4 separate regions of the Homo sapiens genome follow, and all the other regions are linked to region 2. The links are chromatin contacts, found by Hi-C or POLR2A ChIA-PET in ENCODE. All regions are on one chromosome and are shown on one strand. Each heading gives the region's core, a stretch centred on a gene start or an enhancer-like site at or near the end of the contact. The rest is flanking DNA. Distances are from core to core; before and after follow the strand shown.

Region 1 (4,637 bases), core at 1,960-4,459, 290 kb before region 2:
TGTGCATCTGTCCTAACTCAGACTAGATGGCACGACGACCCCGTGACGTAGTCCGTGTGGAACGCCAAACATACCTTTCCCAATAGGAAAAGACCACCTTGGCTAATCGGAGCACAGTAACTGTGCATTCACCCTCAGAGAGAAAGATGCTGGAATTGTGTTAAGTTTCCCTAAACTTCATCTATAGAAATGATCCCAAACTGCTACATTTCAGAACACCGACTTCTGTTCTTTGGAATCTGTGCTTCCTGGGCGGCCTGTCCTCAAACTTTGCACTTGAATAATCTCTCTTTAAAGTAGATTCTGACTCTTGATTATTTTAGGTTAACAATGTCTTCAGGGAAATATATTCCACACTGAATTCCTAACTTAAAAAACAAAGAAAAGCTATAAAATGTGAAAAAAAAAAAAAAAAAGGTCAGGCGCGGTGGCTCATGCCTGTATTCCCAGCACTTTGGGAAGCCAAGGAGGGTGGATCACTTGAGGTCAGGAGTTCAACAGCCTGGACAACATAGTGAAACCCTGTCTCTACTAAAAACACAAAAATTAGCTTGGCATGGTGGTGCATGCCTGTGATCCCAGCCAATTTTTTAAAAATTGGCCAGGTGTGATGGTGTGCACCGGTAGTCCCATCTACTTAGGACGCTGAGGTGGGAAGGCCGCTTGAGGCTGCAGTGAGCCTTGATTCCAACACTGCACTCCAGCCTGGGAGACAGAGAGAAATCCTGTCACAAAACAAAACAAAACAAAAAAGAAAGAAGGGGGAAGAAAAGAAAAAGGAAAGAATCAGAAAAAGAAGAAAAAAAGAAAAGAAAAGAAGGGAGGGAGGGAGTAGGGCATCACTTTGTCTAAATAATTGTAACCACAAAAAAGTGGAGACAGGTGAAGTAAATAGATGAGTATGGCCAGAGCATGGGGCAGCAGCAGGAAAGGAAAGAACAGATATGTATGGTTTGGACTAGATGAGTGTTTCTGAGCCTTTTTTTGATAAATGCCCTCCCTCCGTTCTGATACACACTTTAGGACACAGTGTGGGAATCATGTCATCTCTGAACCTCCTTCAACCAAGATTTTGTCCAGCATTAGATTCTATTTTTGCATTGTTAAGCAGGTTTTTGTTTTGCACCATAAAACTGTAATATTCAGTATGCTTGTTCAAACACCTCTCCTACTTTCTAAACCCTACTTCTAGCCTCCTTAAGAAGCAGTGGATCAGAGGAGTCCCCGAATTTAAACCTCCAGAGTTTCGCGTAATTGTCTCATTCCACTGCAGGGGAGAAAATATAATTTCTCTTCTTTCTCTCTTTATTAGTTGAGACATTCTCCTGAAAACAAAATTCAGAGCAACAGGAGAAACAAGCAGAAGTTTATTAGCACTTGCTGTACCCATCGTGTGAGAGGCCTCAGTTCAGAAGTATTTCTCTCTCAAGGCATGTTGTGAACAGCACAAGGTCAGACATAACCAGGTCCACACACGTTTATGTCTTTCCACAGGGTGGGAATATATTGATGCTATTTCAATTATAAAAGCCACGAGCTACGAGGAGTTGCCTCGAGACAATTCCCTTCAGTACTACTTGTTAACTTGGTAGAGCCATGGGCAAAGGCTCAAGCCAGTCCACGTGTCAGTCAATACTGCAAACTATACATCATAGTGTACTTAAAATACAAACGCTATGGTTTAAACATTCCCCATCAAACAAAGTAACATTGGACATCAAGAGAAAGAGGATAGGAAAAGGGGTTAATGGATCAATCCAAGGAAAGCAATGACGGGAACAAGGAGTGTATTCCAGCCTGATCCAGACAGAAGTCATTGTCTTCCAAGGAAGTCCTTGATGTGAGCAGATCCTTAGGCAGCAGATGCAGGGTGCTAAGCACAAGTGACAGCAAGGTGGGGTCTATCAAAATGCCAGTGTTGAATTGGTCAAATCCCGCCCTTTTTAAGGTCACAGTCCTCTGGTGAGGACTGATAGTGAGTGCCTGGTCCTGTCTTTATCTGGCTGAGTGCTGTCTCTATTAACTAGGTGCACATCCAGTCCCCGTTGCTATGATGCCTTTTGAAATGTAAGATTAAATCTTTTTCTAAGATGTAGGTACTTATGCGACGGGTGCTTTATACAAAGCAGTAGCGTAGGGGCCTTAATTAAATAGTATTTTAACAAAAGGCCATAAATCCTATATGATGACAAGCCAAAAAACAGAGCATCTTCAGACTTCTAAAATGCAGGAGCCAGGCGCCGTGGCTCAGGGCTGTAATCTCAGCACTTTGGGAGGCCGAGGCGGGTGGATTGCTTGAGGTCAGGAGTTCGAGACCAGCCTGGCCAACTGGTGAAACCCCGTCTCTACTCAACATACAAAATCAGCCGGGCGTGGTGGCGCACGCCTGTAATCCCAGCTACTTGGGAGGCTGAGGCAAGAGAATCGCTTGAACCCGGGAGGCGGAGGTTACAGCGAGCCGAGATCGCGCCACTGCACTCCAGCCTGGGCGACAGAGCGAGACTCCGTCTCAAAAAAAAAAACAAAGTGCTCGACAGGAACTTTCTGTAAGCCAAAGAGTATCGCCATCGCACCTTCACCTTCACCTTGGGCAGCCTGGTGCCGTCTTCCCTCAGCCCGCGATTAACGAGCGGAAGGCCGCACTGACCCATTTCAGATCCCTTATTTCCTTCCTAAAACCACTCAAGAGTTTGGGCACAGTGGCCTCCCTGTGTGAGGAACTTGCTTCCCACTCACCAAAAGACAAACCCTTCGCCCATCCCTGGCCGCGCACCCGGCCGGTCACCCGCGCTGCCACCCACACCACCCTCCTGTCCATAAAGAGCCCGCGTTTGGGACGCCTCGCAGGCTGAAGGGAGGCCTGGGCGTCCGCGATCCGTCTGCCCTTTCTCCCCTCGCGGGCTTCCTCTTTCCTCACTTTCTCCCGCCACTACTCTTCCTCTTCCTTTTCCGCGAACCCAGCCCACTTCCCGTTTCAGGACCTCGGCTCGGCCCCAGTCCCCCGGACCAGGCCGGGTCACGTGGGTCCAGGGTCACGTGCCGCTGCGGGTCACGTGCCGCTGCGGGTCACGTGTCGGCCTGCATCACGCGTGAGGGGGCGCGCGGTGCTGGAAGCTGCCGCACCTGCGGGGAGCCGAGCCGCCGGCGCTCGACGCGCGCGCTCTCGCGAGACCCGCGGGATCACGTGACGCCCGGGCGCGGCGCAGCTCACGTGACAAGCGCTGCCGGCCGCGGTGTCTTCTTCGTGCCGGCGTCGCAGTGGCCGGGCCTCTTGCGTCTGGTAACGCCGCTGTCTCTAACGCCAGCCCTTGGCGCCCGCGCCCCGCCACCGCAGCGCCCGGCAGTCCGCGGCCCAACCGCCGCCCGCGCCCCCGCTCCCCGCACCGTACCCGGCCGCCTCGCGCCATGGCGGCCCCCGGCAGCGCCCGGCGACCCCTGCTGCTGCTACTGCTGTTGCTGCTGCTCGGTGAGGGGGTCGAGGCGGGGCCTGGGAGCGGCGGGACCGGGCGGAGCCGAGGTCCCTGGGTCTTGAGGGCGGGGGACTGCCGGGTCGTTGTCCCGCGGGTCGCCCCGCACCCACTGCTCCTGGTCCCGGCCGGCTCTGCCCGCGGGCGGGTGTTTCTCTCGGGGTCGTAGGGTCGGAGCGGAGCTCAATGGCAGGTGCTTGGGGGACCAGGAGGTCTCATCCCAGGACCTGGCTCCTCTAAGGTCTGTCTCACTGAACTCAGTTTTTCTGTGGTGGTGAGTGCGAAAGGGAACTTCCGATGGCTTGCTCGGCGGTCTGGTGCTTTCAGGTCGTTAAGTTTCCTGGCAAGTTGAGGCGGTGAGATCTAGACGAGGCTGCGCCGCCGAAGGTGGCAGGGACGTCTGTGGTCTCAGCTCCCGGGTGGGTGACCTAGATCAAGCTCTTCCCAACATGGATTTCACCCAGGACAGGGAGAAGCCGGTGCGAGCATTCCCCACCTTTGTACTTGAACCTTTCTCCTCTTTCAGCGGTGTGGAGGAGATGCGAGTGTATTTATGTTATTGTGAATTCACATGTATGTTAAAATAATTTTTAAAGTTATCTTTGGGATTTCACAAGATTCCGTAGTAGACAAGATGAGGGAAAGCTGGCCTCAGACTCACGGTGGCAATGTTCATGTCTAGTAAGTAGTTTAAAGAGCGCCGTTCCTGTAGGCCGAAATGCGGGACCAGGGAACACGTGGGGAAGCACCCTTCTCTTCTGTCAGTTTATAGAGCTCAGATGGGCAGTAGGTGCTCAATATTGTATTGACTAGTGAATTTCGTTCTCATTTATTGTCTTAATAAGAGGATGTGTGCTGTCTCTTTAAGACAGTCCGGATTGCCCCCCGCCAACACTATTCTTTCACCTCCTCCCCCCGCCGCCCTCCCCCGTAATATGAGAAGATTATCTTAAATGCCAGGATCTGAAAGGTGATGTAGAATCAAGCTGGGGGAGTGTGTGTGAGTTAAGTAGATATAGAAATACACTCCTGTACACATCTGCCTTGACTTCTTTAAATCCCTCAGTCCCATCCAGCTGTAAAACTCTGTTACTGTGAGTGAATGGATCTTGGCTTCCCTTTTTTGTTTTGCCTGTTGTGTAAAATGAATTCTTTGAACTGCCTGAATAG
Region 2 (5,107 bases), core at 640-3,139:
GAGGGGCAGGAGTGGCCAAAATCAGCATAAAACGTGCAAAGTGGGCTGTCATGTAATAATACACCGCACAGGCAGAGAGGCCTTTGGTCAGCTCCTCAAGTCCTCTGTAGATGTTCCTTACCCTCGGCGCGCACCAGCCTCTGCCGCCTGCTGTGGCCCTGAACTTCGGACTCTTCTCTGGCCTAGCCCGCCCTTGGCTGGGGTGCTCGGGCCTGGCCCTAGCGGCGGGGCCCTCCAGGGTGGATTAAGTCTCCAAGACTCCGGGACCACCAGGCTCACCATGCAATGAAACTGTTTCTGGAGTTTTCCTGTCCCTGCTTTCCCTCCCGAGTCCCGGGCCAGGCTGCGTCCGGTGGGCACCGAGGACGCCCAGAATTGTTGGGAATCTGGGCGGAGGCCCGTCGTGGGCTTGGAGGCCACCGGGTCCAGCAGAGGCAGAGGCCTCTGTGCCACGCACGCACACACACCTGCTCTCCTCCGTGTGTCCACATACACACGTCTATGCACACACCTGCTCTCCATACATGCACAGCCCCACACACAGTCGGCCCTTTATGTGCACACACACTCGTGCACACAAGCGGCCCCCTCTCCTCCGTGCATACAGGCGCACACACAGCTGGCTCTCCTCTTTGAGCACACACACTCAAGCACACACCCGGCCCCGCTCTTCCAAGTGCACACACACTCCTGCACACACTAGTCCCTGCTCCCCCCCCCACACTCGCGCACACAGCCGGCACTCTCTGCTCCCTGCACACAAACACACATCCTGACATACCCGGCCCCCTACCTGCTGCCCCATGTGCACACACACTAGTGCACACACCAGTCCCCGCTCCCTCACATGCACACACACTAGTGCACACACCAGTCCCCGCTCCCTCACATGCACACACACTAGTGCACACACCAGTCCCCGCTCCCTCACATGCACACACACGAGTGCACACACCAGTCCCCGCTCCCTCACATGCACACACTAGTGCACACACCAGTCCCCGCTCCCTCACATGCACACACTAGTGCACACACCAGTCCCCGCTCCCTCACATGCACACACTAGTGCACACACCAGTCCCCGCTCCCTCACATGCACACACACGAGTGCACACACCAGTCCCCGCTCCCTCACATGCACACACACGAGTGCACACACCAGTCCCCGCTCCCTCACATGCACACACACGAGTGCACACACCAGTCCCCGCTCCCTCACATGCACACACACGAGTGCACACACCAGTCCCCGCTCCCTCACATGCACACACACGAGTGCACACACCAGTCCCCGCTCCCTCACATGCACACACACTAGTGCACACACCAGTCCCCGCTCCCTCACGTGCACATGCACTAGTGCACACACTAGTCCCTGCTCCCCCACGTGCACACACACTCTTGCACACAGCCGGCCCCGCTCCCCCACGTGCACACACCAGCTCCCGCTCCCCCACATGCACACACACTCGTGCACATAGCCGGCCCCGCTCCCCCATGTGCACACACACTCTTGCACACAGCCGGCCACCTCTCTCTCCGGACACACACAGTCAGAGGCGCGCACAAACACAGTCCCTTGGCCGCCGAGCGCACGCCGCGCGCGCGCACTGCCCGTCCCGGCGCAGGCCCCAGCTACATCTCCGCACGCGCACGCGCACACACGGACACGCGCGCACAGCCCCTCCCCGCTCTCCCAGGGCGCGCAGCACTGGCGGGAGGAGCGGGAGACCGAGGAGCAGCAGAAGAGGAGGAGGAGGGCGCCGAAGGCGCGAAAAGGCGCGCAGGCGCGCTGCGCGGAGCGGGCCCGCCGCCGCCCACGTCACCGCGCCGCGCGCACGTCACGCCGGCCCGACGCTCGGCCAGGGTGAGCCCCGCGTCCCGGCGCCACTCGGCCCAGGGCAGGGACCCCGCCACGGCCGGGACCGCCCGGCCCGGCCCCAGCCCGCGCCTCTCCGCGCCGCCCCGCGCTCCGCACCGCGCCCTCTCCGCGTCCCCGCCCGCGCGGCCGGACCGGGCAGCCAGGTGCGGGTGGGCAGGGGATGCCGCGGGAGCCGCGGGCGGGAGCCGGGGGTGCGGGCGGGACCCCCGGCCACCCCATCCCTTGCCCCGGCCGCGTGTAGGCGCCGCGCGGCCCCGACCCGCGCCCTCCCGCGCCCTGCGCGCTCCTGTGCCTCGGGGACCCCGCGCGCTCGGCGCTGGTAGGGGCTCCCCAGGTGACCGCGGGGCGGGGGTCCCGGGCCCGGCCCTCCCGGCCGACAGCAGCGTCCGCGCCCCACGCTGGAGGTGGGGCCGGGGCCGGGGCCGGGGCTGGGGCCAGGGTCGGCCGGAGCGCGCAGGGCGGGGGAGGGGAGGCCGCCCCACGGCGGCCCGCGGGGACCCGGTTCCGGCGCGCGCGGGAGGCGCCTCGTGCGGAGGCGGCCCGAGGCCTAGTGACAGGCGCGCGGCGCGGACCCCGGAAGCCCACCTGTCAGAGTTACCGGTCAGCCGGGCGGGCGCCGCCGGGGTCTGGGGTGGACGCCGCGAGCCTGCACGTTGCGCCGGGACCCCGGGGCTGTGCCCAGGTGGGTGGTGGGGCACCCCCCTGCAGCGGCGGGAGGGAGGCGCTGCGCCCTGGCTCCTGGGGCTCGGCCCCACCCTCGGCCGCTGGGCGGGCCGTCGGGGACCTGGGGGTAGTGGTGGTGACCCTGCGGGCCCGCGGGCCACTTTTCCGCAGGGGGCATTTCCGTCTGGCGAGGCGACTGAAAATCCTGAGTGTGGGAGTCGGTTTGGCCAGCTCCGCTCTCAGGATGGAGGGTGCCTTTGGGAAGGAAGGTCCGCGTTTCCTTTGAGATGTGTTATTTTTTAAACTTCGTTTTTCATTCTTACTTATTTCTTGTTTTTCCTTACTTTTTTTTTTTTTTTTACCAGAAAAATCATTTTTCTTCTCTGGGAAGGTGAACATTTGTAGCATTGATTTCCCGGATCTGGTAACATGGCAAAAGATGTAAGTATGTTTGCTTCATGCTGCACACGAATGTTTGCCTCGCACTAAATTCTTTGTAGTTCTCTGCCTTTATTTCAGAATGACAACACATAAGCTACAGTAGTGTTTATTTTCAGACTTTTAAAGCGTCTGAAGCGGGATGAAGGTGAAAGATGGAAGGATCTGATCTCTGAAGCTGCGGTCACCACCCACAAGTTGTGGCCTTGGATACCACACTGCAGTTGGGTGGTGATGGGGTGGTGCCTTCTGACTTTTTCCTTATCTTTACCGACTGTGTTAATTGATAATTTTAAATAAACGCCTTAATTAAATTGAGGTGGAGGGTGTTGCAGCACCGCAGCGAATCCTGCATTTCTTGGGGGGCTTCCACATGAGACGCTGGACGGGGGCCAGGCTCAGGGCTCAGGCTGTAGCCACCTGCTGGCACCTGTCTTCCTACAGAGGAAGTTAATTCCACTTGGGTGGACCAAGAGCTAAGGACTTGTTTTGGCCACTTTTTTTCTCAGAAGGATGAGATTTCCTGATTTATGAAATCTGGTAAAAAATGCTACTTAGCCTGCTTTGCAGTTGTCATGAAACTATAGAATATTTTGAAAATTTTTTAAAGCCAGAAATTTAGTCTATTTTATTGGTGTGCGGTTCTTTACCGTGCTTGGTTATGTCAGTCACTGAAACACCAGCTGGATTCTTTAGTGTTTCCCACCGTGCATCGTTTTGTAACTGAGTGAAAGGTGCTGTTGATGTGTTTACCTACTTACCGCACAGAGTTGGAAAGAGTCCGCACATGCTGCCTCTGCCTGAGATACATCTGTAGCGAAAATGCGTCCAGAGTGTGGAGCCCTCTCCGTTGGCGCAGAGGTTTCAGTGGTCCCTGCGAGGCCTTTTGGGGTGTCTGCCCTCCCTGACCTGCGACCAGGCATGTCACACGGCATCCCTGCCTTCAAGCACTGGGGTCCCCTTTAGAGAGGGTGTGTGAGCACCCAGGTGGACCCAGTGTGAGTTTTTGAAGTCATATCTGGCTGTGCTGCGAGACTACTTTTATCCTCTCCACTGTGCTTGTCCGTACCATGCCCTGACCTCGTGCGGGCATGCACTCAGAATGCCAGATGTGGGCATGTGCTCAGCGCGCAAGCCATGTTCATTACATCTCCTCATGGTGAGGAGCTGGACCCAGGGCCTCGGTTAGAGCACGCTTCTGGTGTTGTGTGGTTTCCTGTGTGGTTTCCTCAGATGGTTCTCAAACACGCTTTGATACATAATGGATGGTGTTTTCGGGGCCCTCTTTCATTCCCCCGTGATTTCACTGGCACTGTCTGTGAGCAGCATGTAGTGTGAGGCTGGGGGTGGGGGGCGTGTGGAAAGGTGGTCCGGCTCTGCAGGACCCTGAATGCTCCATCCAGTGTGGGCACCTGAGACGCAGCATTTGTCAGGAACTGCATAGGCACAGGGGCTGGGGGCTCACCTTGCACTCAGGGGTTGTGATCTGAGTTGGGGGTTGGCGCTGGGAGGAGAGTAGGATTCTGCAGCTGGTGAGGCCTTCCCTGCTCAAAGCCTGGGAGTGGTCAGGAGTGCTGGGTCTGGATGGAAAGTGAGGTTGTGAACAAGTCAAGGAATTTGATGTTTTCGCTAGCTCTTTTTTTTTTTTTTTTTTTTGAGACAGAGTCTCACTCTGTCTCCCAAGCTGGAGTGCAGTGACGCGATCTTGGCTCACTGCAACCTCTGTCTCCTGGGTTTAAGCAATCCTCTCGCCTCAGCCTCCCGAGAAGCTAGGATTACAGGCATGTGCCACCATGCCTGGCAAATTTTTTTGTATTTTTAGTAGAGATGGGGTTTCACCATGTTGCCCAGGCTGGGCTCGAGCTCCTGACCTCAACAATCCACCCGCCTTACAGGCGTGAGCCACCGCGCCCGGCCTAGCTAACTCTTTTAAGTAGAGGTGTGACATTTGAGTTTTGAAAAGATGATGTTGGCAGCTTTTGCAGAAGGGAACATCGATAACCAGTTAGGTGTTTTGTTTTTGTTTTTTGAGACGGAGTTTTGCTTGTTGCCCAGGCTAGAGTGCAATGGCGCGACCTCAGCTCACTGTGACCTTGGCCTCCTGGGTTCAAGCAGTTCTTCTCC
Region 3 (4,551 bases), core at 205-2,704, 430 kb before region 2:
GGGAGACTGCTGGGGGTTCCCGTCAGACAGCGCTCAGCGGGGGCGAGGGGAGAGGGAGAGAGGCAGAGCCAGAGAGACAAAAAGAAAGAGAGACAGAGACAGAGAGAAAGAGAGAGACAGAGACAGAGAGAAAGAGAGAGACAGAGACAGAGAGAAAGAGAGAGACAGAGACAGAGAGAAAGAGAGAGACAGAGACAAAGAGAAAGAGAGAGACAGAGAAAGAGAAACAGAGGGGAGGGAGTAAGTCCAGGTAAAAAACAAACAAAAAAATTGAGAATAGAACAAGAGAGAAACAGAGACATGGAGACACAGAGAAAGACACAGTGAGACACAGGAGACAGAGACAGAGAGAGATGCTGAGAGACAGACAGGGAGAGGGAGAGAGAGAGGAGACACCAAGACACAAAGAGGGCGGAGAGACAGACACAGAAAGAGGGAGACAGCGGGGCTGGATGGACGTGTGGCCGGGCCAGTGGGGAGGAGAGACGAGTCCGCAGACAGCGTTCAGAGGCCGCGCTGCCTGGGTGCTGAGCCGTCCCGGGGTTCACGGTCGCAGTTTGTCCTTACAAAACGCCCAGCCGCCCCGACCTGTGGTGCTTAGGGAGGACCTACCTGGCTGTGCCGGTCTGAGAAGGGGCCAGTGAGGCCCGGTGCGGGTACGGGCGGGTGCAGATGCAGCCAGGAGGACGGGCGGGAGCGGGGGCCTGTCCCACACGGGGGCCTCGGCAGCACCGGCATGGCTGGAGGCCAGTACGGCCAGGTGTGGCGGGAGGGAGCGCCGTCTGGCTTGGGTCGTCCATCCTGACAGGACGCTGCAAGGGCAGGAGCCCCGCGCCCCGTGTCCTGCGCCCCCGCTCGAGGACAAGCCCCAGCCGCCGGTCTCCGCTGGGTTCCGACAGGCCTTGCTGGGAGGCCTTGCTGGGAGCTGGGGGTCGAGGCTCACAGACTGCGCTGACCCCAGCAGGCACAGCTGGGTCCAGGGACTCGGGAACTCGCAGCCTGACGCGGGCCGGACCCCCGGGGTGGGTGCTGAGGGCCTCGGATGCCCTCCCTGGCTGGACGTTGTGGCTGTGCTGATACTGAGCGGTAACCCTAGGAAGGAGAGTCCCCTGGGCTCAGCTACCCGGGACAAGGTCAACAGGGACACCGGCCCCAGTTCCAGGAGAAAAACAAGCACGGCCAGCGGCGAGTGTGGGCGACAGCAGCTCAGGGAGAAGCAGATTATCAACAGCGAATTCACTCAGGGTCAGCCAACTGTACGCTTAAAAAAAGATTCCTGCGGTAAACTGTATGTCTATTTTACCACAATAAAAAACTTATTGTTTTTAATTACCAATGACTTCTAAAAAATGTTTTTAAAACCCAGATCACAAATCCTGAACATAGGGCCTGAAAGGCGAATTCAGCCACCACGGAGGACTCCCGCACCGTGGAGCCGGGACGCAGGGACTCCATGCTGCGCGGAGGGCAGGGGCACGTGACGCAGGGCGTGGGGGAGGCGGGGCGTGGAGGAGGCGGGGCGCGGGGGGCGGGGCGTGGGGGAGGCGGGGCGTGGGGGCGGGGCGTGGGGGGCGGGGCGTGGGGGAGGGCAGGGGCACGTGACGCAGGGCGTGGGGGAGGCGGGGCGCGGGGGAGGCGGGGCGCGGGGGAGGAGGGGCGTGGGGGGGCGGGCCGTGGGGGAGGAGGGGCGTGGGGGGGCGGGCCGTGGGGGAGGAGGGGCGTGGGGGGCGGGGCGTCGGGGAGGGCAGGGGCACGTGACGCAGGGCGCGGGGGAGGCGGGGCGCGGGGGAGGCGGGGCGCGGGGGAGGCGGGGCGCGGGGGAGGCGGGGCGCGGGGGAGGCGGGGCGCGGGGGAGGCGGGGCGCGGGGGAGGAGGAGGAAGGGTTCTGAGTGGACGCGGGGACTCCATGCCACGCGGAGGGCAGCCGCTCATGAGGCGGGGTGTGGGGGAGGAGGAGGAAGGGTTCTGGAGTGGCTTTTCTACTCCAGAAGTCTCCCCGATCCTGAAAGAAAATCTAGACAGGTGGAAAAAAGAGAAACATGTCCAGATAGTGTCTTCCACATTAATGGTCTCCCAAGCTCTGAGGAAGCCCAATGAGTTGAACAGTTTCTCATAAGCTTGCGGGTCCCTGTCAGTGCTTCTGAGATGCTAAAAACGCCAGGCTGTGGGCTGCGTCACCATGTGTCTCCTCTTTAATTTCTTCAGGAGCTCCAGGTGATAAGCTGCCACCTCCATCCACAATGTGGACATCAGAGGATGCAGCATGCTGTGGTTTGAATGTGTCCCTATAGTGCACGTGTTGGAAACTTAATCCCAAGGCAACAGTGTTGAGAGGTGGGACCTTTAAGACGCATTCATTGTCAGAGCCCACGTGAATGAATTGATACCACTATTGTAGGAGTGGGTTCGTTATTTTGGAATAAAAGGATGAGTTTGGCCCCCTTCCTCTCTCCCCTTTCTCTCTCTCTCTCTCTCTCTCTCTCTCTCTCTCACGCGCATCCACCTTCCACCATGGGATGACGCAGCAAGAAGGCCCTCGCCAGATGGGGGCCCCTGGACCTTTGATGTCCCAGCCTCCAGAACTGTAAGAAATAAATTTCTGTTCTTTATAAATTACCCAGTCTCAGATATCCTGTTACAGCACCACAAAGTGGACTAGACCACACTCTACTCTGTGAATCTAAGACGCACCATTATTGATGAACCTGAAAGAAAGAGCATATACCCAAATTAGCTGTGGGTCAGCTCAGCCTGGAGGCAAGAGGGGGAAGCTCAGATAATCTAAACCACAGGCCAGCCAGGAACCAGCTTTGCAATACATTTACACTATTCACATGGGCTCCCAAAACTCACACAAAAAAATGTATTTAAAGGGATTGCAAAGTGGCAGTGCCCCCAGGGGGCAACATAAAGCACAACCCCTTTCAGGAAGAACTCGGCCTTGTCCAGGCTGACATTAGAACATTGGCTGTAGGGAACAGGCCAATTCAGAGATGTTGAAATCTAAAACATAGGTCCCAGAGTTGATTGAACAGGTATTTAAATAGGGACTGCGGCAAGATCTAAGTATTCAATGACCAGGTTCTCCATAGGCTGCTCATTTCAGGTTCCACACAAAGTTGTGGGGTCAGTTGATTTAAGCTGGGGACCCCCACAGAGGACACCCCAACATCTGAAGGACACGACAAAGACCCCAAAGGAAGGAAGATTCTCCTCAGGTATACAGAAGGAAAGTAAACCAGTCAATGGAAAAAGTGTCCCAATGTTGGTTGGTTTGTTTTTCAGAACAGAAGAGGGTGACAGAAGAACGATTATTCATATGAGAGATGAGGAAGATGAGTAGAACGAGGTGAATCTTAATGTTTGGACAATTTATTATTGTAGAATTTTTGGTCCAAAGGTGGTATCTTTGAGAAGGCAGATGAGAAAATTAAATCACCACATACAACACGGTCAGTCCACGTACAACACAGTCAATCACAGCTGTGGCCTCGATGTTGATGCCTTCCTGTATTAGTCTGTTCTCATGTCACTGTGAAGAAATACTTGAGACTAGGTAATTTATAAAGAAAAGCGGTTTAATGAACTCACAGTTCCACATGGCTGGGGAGGCCTCAGGAAACATAATCATGGCAAGCAGGCACCTCTTCACAGGGTGGCAGGAGAGAGAAAATGTGTGTCAATCACAGGGGGAAGCCCCTTATAAAATCATTAGCTCTTGTGAGAATGCACTCACTATCACAAGAACCACCTCCATGATTCAATCACCTCCACCTGGTCCTGCCCTTGACCTGTGGGGATTATTACAATTCAAGGTGAGATTTGGTTGGGGACACAGAGCCAAACCATCCCCCAAAACTCACGTTGAAACCTAACCCCCTGTGCAATAGTACTAGGAGGTGGGGCCTCTGGGAGGCACTCTGCCTTCATGGATGGATGACTGCCCTCCCAAAAGAGGCTCCAGGGAGCACCCACATTCCTCCCTTCCACCATCCAAGGACACGTCTATGAATCATGGGCCGTCACCAGACACTGAGTCTACTGGAGCCTTGATCTTGGACTTCCCATCCTCCAGAACTGTGAGCACTACGTTTCTGTTTATCGTAAATTACCCACTCTAAGGTGTTTTGTTACAGCAGCCCCAACAGACTAAAATGGTCCATGAGGGAAGAGGTTGTAGCTCAGATACCCATGTCAGGCATATAGGATGTGCTTAATTAACACTTATTGATCGAATGTGTATGTCCCTGTCTGCCTTTCCATTTTTAGGCAGCTATTGATGGTTTTTAAACTATCCAGCAGAAGTATTTTTAATGTAAATTTCCATGTGGGAATACATTTTCACACAAAAAAAGGCACCTTTTCTTAAGTGAAGGCCACGTAGATTGCCAGGCTGGTGCAATTCACCCAAGAGCTATCCTATACAATCAACTTCTGGCTTTCAAATTATTTTAACTCACTCACTAAAGATAAACTTTATTTTCTTTTCCCAGCTTTTTAAAGCAAACTTCACAACTTCAGTGTATTTGCGGGCATGCCCTCTTAATCAAG
Region 4 (5,040 bases), core at 1,451-3,950, 280 kb after region 2:
CCAGGGACCCAAGGATGCTCTGACAGTCACCATGGCCAGGTCCTGGTCACCTCTTGAGCTCAGGCCACAGCCCTTTTCCTCAATCAGCCGCACTGCACAAAATGTAAAGTGAGCAACATTTCAAAGACAAGGAGCCCCTGGCCTTTGACAGGGAGAAGTTCATGGATGATTTTCATGCATTAGCAGGAAGTTGTGCTTGGACAGTCCCCTCGGGCCTGGGGTCTCCCAAGAGTGTGGCAGAGGATGCAGTGGAGACTAGGGTCCTGGGAGGGGTGGGCCTGGTGTGCTGGAGCCGGCTGGGACTCAAGCCAGCCTCTGGACCCTGCCCCTGCCCCTGCCCCAACCAGGCTGTCCCCAGCATCCACCTGCCGGCAGGAACCGGAAACAGAAACAGAAACAGACAGCAAGCTAATGGCCAGATCCAAAAACCAGAGGGAAAGCGGGTTGTTATCATTTGGCATGGGGGCTGGGAAGGAGGGCAGAACGCTGGGAACTGAGATGACGCTGAAAAGAAGCCGACAGAGGCTGCTGGGGCCAGGCTGTGAGAGGATGGGAGGGATGCCTCCCGGGCACCAAAGCCACTCAGCCACATGCAGGAGGGTGAGGAGATGAACATGCCAGCACAGAAACCATGTGACGCAACCGCAGTTGTATTAAAGTGATGGGGTCCTGAGTGCTGTTTTCATTTTCTTATCTTCATTTCACACCTTTGTAAATAAAGTTATTAAATTAAAATTGGAAAACCAGGTAGGGGACTGACTTGGGAAGAACAGCACAGTACATCCAGGCAGCGTCCAGTCTGATTGACATGGGCCCTGCAGGTCCTGGAGGACAGCGAGGAGGGGCTGCGGCCAGGCCTTGCAGGGCTGCGCGGAGCGGGTACTGTGGGGTGGGGGTGACCCTGCTGCCCTCAACTCCCATCACCAGCACGCCCCATGCCACAGTCCCTGTGCACGCAGAATGTTCCGGGTGAGGACGCTGTTGGAGGACACTGCACCAGCCACACGACCAACCCCACAGCTGGGCGGCGACTCCGAGCGACCAGGGCACACAGGCCCACCTGCCTCAGCCAGCAGCACAGGCCAGGATTCATCATTAAAGAAACAGGAAAACAGAGAGGCCGGGGAGAGCGACCAAGCTAGGCTGAGCTGAAGGAGGGCACGGGCCTGTGGGGCTGTGGGCAGCCCCCGGGCAACAGCCCCAGGTGCGTCATCTCTGCAGGGATGAGCTATGTCCACAAGTGCACAGTGGCCATCTGACAGCCTCAGAGCTTTCAGAAAGGCAGATCTAAGAGGGGTCAAGTCAACCACTAGAAATGTAAGCGGAAACAGGCCTCCATGGTTCATCCAGAACCACTCTTTCATCCCGGGTGACATTTATTCCACCCCAGGAGAATTCTTTAAAAGGAACATTCCAGCAGAACGGAAAACTTCGCTATGAAATCACCCTGACTTCAGGGCGGGAGGGACGTCAACGGGAATCCACACCTTCTCGGACTTTCCAAAGTCACCCGCTCCCGAGCCCGCAGGATAGAGTGGCCAGGCCGTCCTCACACGGCGGCTCCTGCGGGAGGCGGCCCCGGGCGCCCCGCCTTCTCCAAGGACATTCCTAACCGAGGTGCCGGGGCCAGCACCGTCGGGCTCCTGAAAGCACCCGCTGCCTCCAGGAGAGCACCTGGCAGAACGGGGCCGCGGAGCCGCCCTCCCCTCCCGCATGCGGCCCCGCTCGATTCCTGGAATCTTATTTTTGGACCTGCTGCCGCAAGCAGTTCCCGCCCTCGGCCCTTTCAATTCCTCTTTCGGGAGGGGACTGCTCTCCACCCCTCTCAGGAGGACGAGGCGCGGCCCGGGGGTTCCTCACCTCCAGCCCAGCAGAGGGAGGGCCGCGGGGAAGCGGTTTGGGTTTTAACCATTGTGTTTCTCTCGCACTTTGGAAACGGACTCCCGGCTTCCCCGCGGGGAGGCGTCTGACAGCGAGCGTTTCCCGGACAGCCCCGCAGCGTCTCACCGGCCTGCGCGGGGATCCCGGGGTCGCCGGGGGATGGGCGTGGGGGACGCGGGGCGGGCCGGGGCTCCTGGGACCCTGAGGCCAGGCCTCGCCGCGCGGAGCTGGGGGGCGGCAGCAGCGCTGCCTCTCGGGAGCGGTTGGAGGCGCGCGGGCGCCAGGGGTTCCCCCGCATCCCGCCCGCCGGCTGCTCACCGTCTCGGGGTCGTTCTCGAACACCTCCCGCGCCTCCTCGCGGCTGCACAGCTCCTCCACGCACTCCCTCTCCAGGTGGCCCTGCTTGGCCTCCTCGAAGACCTGAAAGGCGCGGCGCTGCCTGGGCCGCAGGAACTGCGTGGCCTCGCGCGCCGGCAACAGCGCGGCTGCCCGGAGGGAGAGAGGGGGACGCGTCAAGCCGCGCCCGGAGCCTCCTCCCGCCGCCCGGGGACGGGGTCTCGGGCCCGCGGGACTCACCAAGCGCGCACTCCGCGGCCAGCAGCAGCAGCAGCAGCTGCGGCGCGCGGCGCAGGGCGGCGGGCCCGGGCGAGAGCGAAGGGGCCATGGCGGGCCGGGGACGCGCGGTCAGAGCGCCCGGGAGGCCGAGGCGAGCCGCGGGCGCCGCGGGGCGGAGGCTCCGGTCATCCCGTCCTGGCGGCCCTGAAGGTCACATCGCGGCGGCGGCGGCGGCGGCGGCTGCGGCACCTCAAGCGCTCGGTCTGGGCGTGTTCGGGCGGCTGCGCGCGGGGAGGCGGCGGGGGCGGGACCAGCGCGCGGGCGGGGCGCGGGTTCCCGGGAGGATCCGGGCGCGGGGAAAGCGGAGCGTCCGGGACGCGGCGGGACTCGAGTGTTTCGGAAAAGGAGCGTCTCCCCAGGCGGTGGTTGTCTTCACTAGCGATGGGGTAAAAGGAGGACGCAATACCTGGTTCAACTTGAGCAGGTACATTTTGACCATATTCCAGGTGTCATGTGAAGATTTAAGCCTCTTTCCAACCCCCACTCCCCCCGAATCTACTGCATCCTTTTTGGAGTCTTCATTCTTAGGCACATTTTGTCAAGACTTAAAACCTACCAAAGAAAAGATACACTGAGGTCAGATCCAATCCCACTGGGGGCCAGCGAGTGAAATGCGACGGTTTCCTTTTATAATCTCTGTTTTTCATAATGATGACATTAAAAATCTTGAGGTTTCCCAGTAGATATTTAAGCTGAAAGCAACATTGTGCTTGTCTTCAGAGACCAAGACTTTCTGGCTCTTGTCTTGGAATATTTCGCAAAGTCATAGGCAAAACACACACAAACAAACAGAACCAAAACACAGCAGACCACTCACGGGGGACCGAACCAGGCAGTTAGCCCAGCATCCCCCTGCTGCGGGAGGAGGGAGCTTGGATACTCCTCTCTGGAGAATCCTGCTCTGGAAATCCCCACACCCCAAAATGCAATGTAGAGGGGCAGTGAGTCAGCACCTCACCCCAAATGAATGGCCGTTCTGCTCAGCAGGCTCAACGCTTAGATCCCCAGATCCAGTTTCTCTTTGCTTTCTGTAATTGGAAGAATGGAATAGGATTGCTGCTAGAAATCTTTGAGGTCACTGGTTTGAAAGTGGGATTATGAGCATGAATTTTTGTTGTTGTTGTTTGTTTGTTTTCAGACGGAGTCTCGCTATGTTGCCCAGGCTGGGGTGCAGTGGCGTGATCTCTGCTCACTGCAAGCTCCGCCTCCCGGGTTCACGCCATTCTCCTGCCTCAGCCTCCCGAGTAGCTGGGACCACAGGCGCCCGCCACCACGCCCGGCTGATTTTTTTTATTTTTAGTAGAGACGGGGTTTCACCGTGTTAGCCAGGATGATCTCAATCTCCTGACCTCGTGATCCGCCCGCCTGGGCCTCCCAAAGTGCTGGGATTACAGGTGTGAGCCACCGCGCCTGGCCGAGCATGTTAATTTAAGCAAATGAATGTCCCTGGGAATGATCTTCAAGGAGAATTAAAGTGGGATAGAGAAGTCATCTATCTGCACCTGTGTCTGAACCAGAATGACGAGGCACTTCCATGTCAGCTAGTTACTGGAGCAGGCGGAGTAAGGAGTACCCCTGGGCTTCTGCCCCGAAACCACCACGGCTACTTCAAAACAATATTACATTAATTTTCCTGCTTGTTCTTGAGAAGCACTGGTTTGAAAAATTGGATGGGGTGATACATGTTTTAATCAGTATTTACAAGGCTCCTTAATCACTTCATCAGACAATTCATTGAGCACCTACTATGTGCCAGGCAGTGTAATTCATTGAGCACCTGCTGTGTGCCAGGCAGTGTCTGAGGCACTTCTAGCTATTATTTCCTAAGGGTTCCAGCAGCCCATGGATAAACTTCAAAGAGTGTAAGCTCCTAAAAATTGTTCGTATTTTCTGCACATTTTTGTAGTTTTGGAGAAGAGAGTTAATGGAGTTCTTGCCATTCTCAGAATTATTTGATCCCTTTAGGAATGAGCATCTCTAGCCTCTGCCTGTTCATCTGGGACAATCTGCACCTGGGCGTGGACCTGCTGCTTCAGATCAGTAGGTATCAGAATGAACTCAGTTGGATGGGGCAGTTCAGGACCCCTGGCCTCCTTTTAGTCTGGACCCCACTCTCATTCCTCATATTCTCAATTCACTCTTTCTACTGAGTTACTATCCTAGTAATGACAATGCCTCCTATCATCTAGAGACTTGGTTTGATACAATGCATTCACATACAACTGCTCGTTTTGATTTCTATAACTGGGGAATACAGAAAGCAAATATGCGGTGCAATGGAGGATGTCTCCATTACCCCAGATAACTCCAAAATTCTTCACCTAGTTACCAGTGCAGGAAATTCGTTCGAAGGCAGAAATGGAAAATGAATAAGAAACAATTTGGATGTGTTCCAAAAATGGAGAGTTGTCAGGCACTATATCATACAACCTGAAATATCAATGGTGAAGTAGACAGTTCACCTCCACAGGGGGCAGGAGGTTGGACCCAGGGCAATGGATGTTTTATATGGATGGTTAACCGGTCTGTGGCCATGAGGTGGAA

The links. A loop is a pair of places that touch in the nucleus more often than their neighbours do. ChIA-PET counts read pairs that join two places held with the same protein, here RNA polymerase II (POLR2A). Pooled maps may share reads with other maps.
Region 1: a map of GM12878 shows a loop between it and region 2 (3-fold over the local background). The contact joins the promoter of LAMP1 here to the promoter of TFDP1 in region 2. A Hi-C loop is called at or near these places in 2 of 168 maps with a recorded cell type or tissue (GM12878 and naive thymus-derived CD4-positive, alpha-beta T cell), 17 of 37 single-sample maps with no recorded cell type and 13 of 50 pooled maps. POLR2A ChIA-PET finds 5 or more read pairs at or near these places in 3 of 52 experiments (H1, HEK293 and WTC11).
Region 3: a pooled map shows a loop between it and region 2 (18-fold over the local background). The contact joins the promoter of F10-AS2 here to the promoter of TFDP1 in region 2. A Hi-C loop is called at or near these places in 7 of 50 pooled maps.
Region 4: a loop to region 2 is called in a pooled map, with 3 times the contacts of the local background. The contact joins the promoter of GAS6 here to the promoter of TFDP1 in region 2. A Hi-C loop is called at or near these places in 1 of 168 maps with a recorded cell type or tissue (mesothelial cell of epicardium) and 1 of 50 pooled maps. POLR2A ChIA-PET finds 5 or more read pairs at or near these places in 1 of 52 experiments (BJ).

Annotation. Positions count from the first base shown.
Region 1 is chr13:113,294,030-113,298,666 of GRCh38, forward strand. It overlaps LAMP1 (lysosomal associated membrane protein 1), which reads left to right and starts at 3,210. Exons shown (of 9, transcript NM_005561.4): 1 at 3,210-3,466. The coding sequence starts at 3,406. RefSeq lists a silencer at 3,341-3,620 and an enhancer at 3,851-4,030.
Region 2 is chr13:113,582,864-113,587,970 of GRCh38, forward strand. TFDP1 (transcription factor Dp-1) reads left to right here and starts at 1,890. Exons shown (of 12, transcript NM_007111.5): 1 at 1,890-2,025; 2 at 2,911-2,986. The coding sequence starts at 2,975. RefSeq lists enhancers at 1-712, 713-1,684, 3,662-4,262 and silencers at 1,653-1,982, 2,353-2,722.
Region 3 is chr13:113,152,532-113,157,082 of GRCh38, forward strand. It overlaps F10-AS2 (F10 antisense RNA 2), which reads right to left and starts at 1,455. Exons shown (of 3, transcript XM_011537532.4): 1 at 1,383-1,455; 2 at 613-1,239. The coding sequence starts at 1,455. It overlaps LOC124903216 (a long non-coding RNA gene), which reads left to right and starts at 1,969. Exons shown (of 4, transcript XR_007063880.1): 1 at 1,969-2,334; 2 at 2,526-2,584; 3 at 3,286-3,349; 4 at 3,999-4,079. RefSeq lists a silencer at 1,836-1,885.
Region 4 is chr13:113,861,376-113,866,415 of GRCh38, forward strand. It overlaps GAS6 (growth arrest specific 6), which reads right to left and starts at 2,701. Exons shown (of 15, transcript NM_000820.4): 1 at 2,458-2,701; 2 at 2,200-2,366. The coding sequence starts at 2,545. GAS6-DT (GAS6 divergent transcript) reads left to right here and starts at 2,802. Exons shown (of 2, transcript NR_044993.1): 1 at 2,802-2,920; 2 at 3,635-5,040. RefSeq lists silencers at 1,725-1,774, 2,255-2,314, 2,335-2,394 and an enhancer at 2,115-2,706.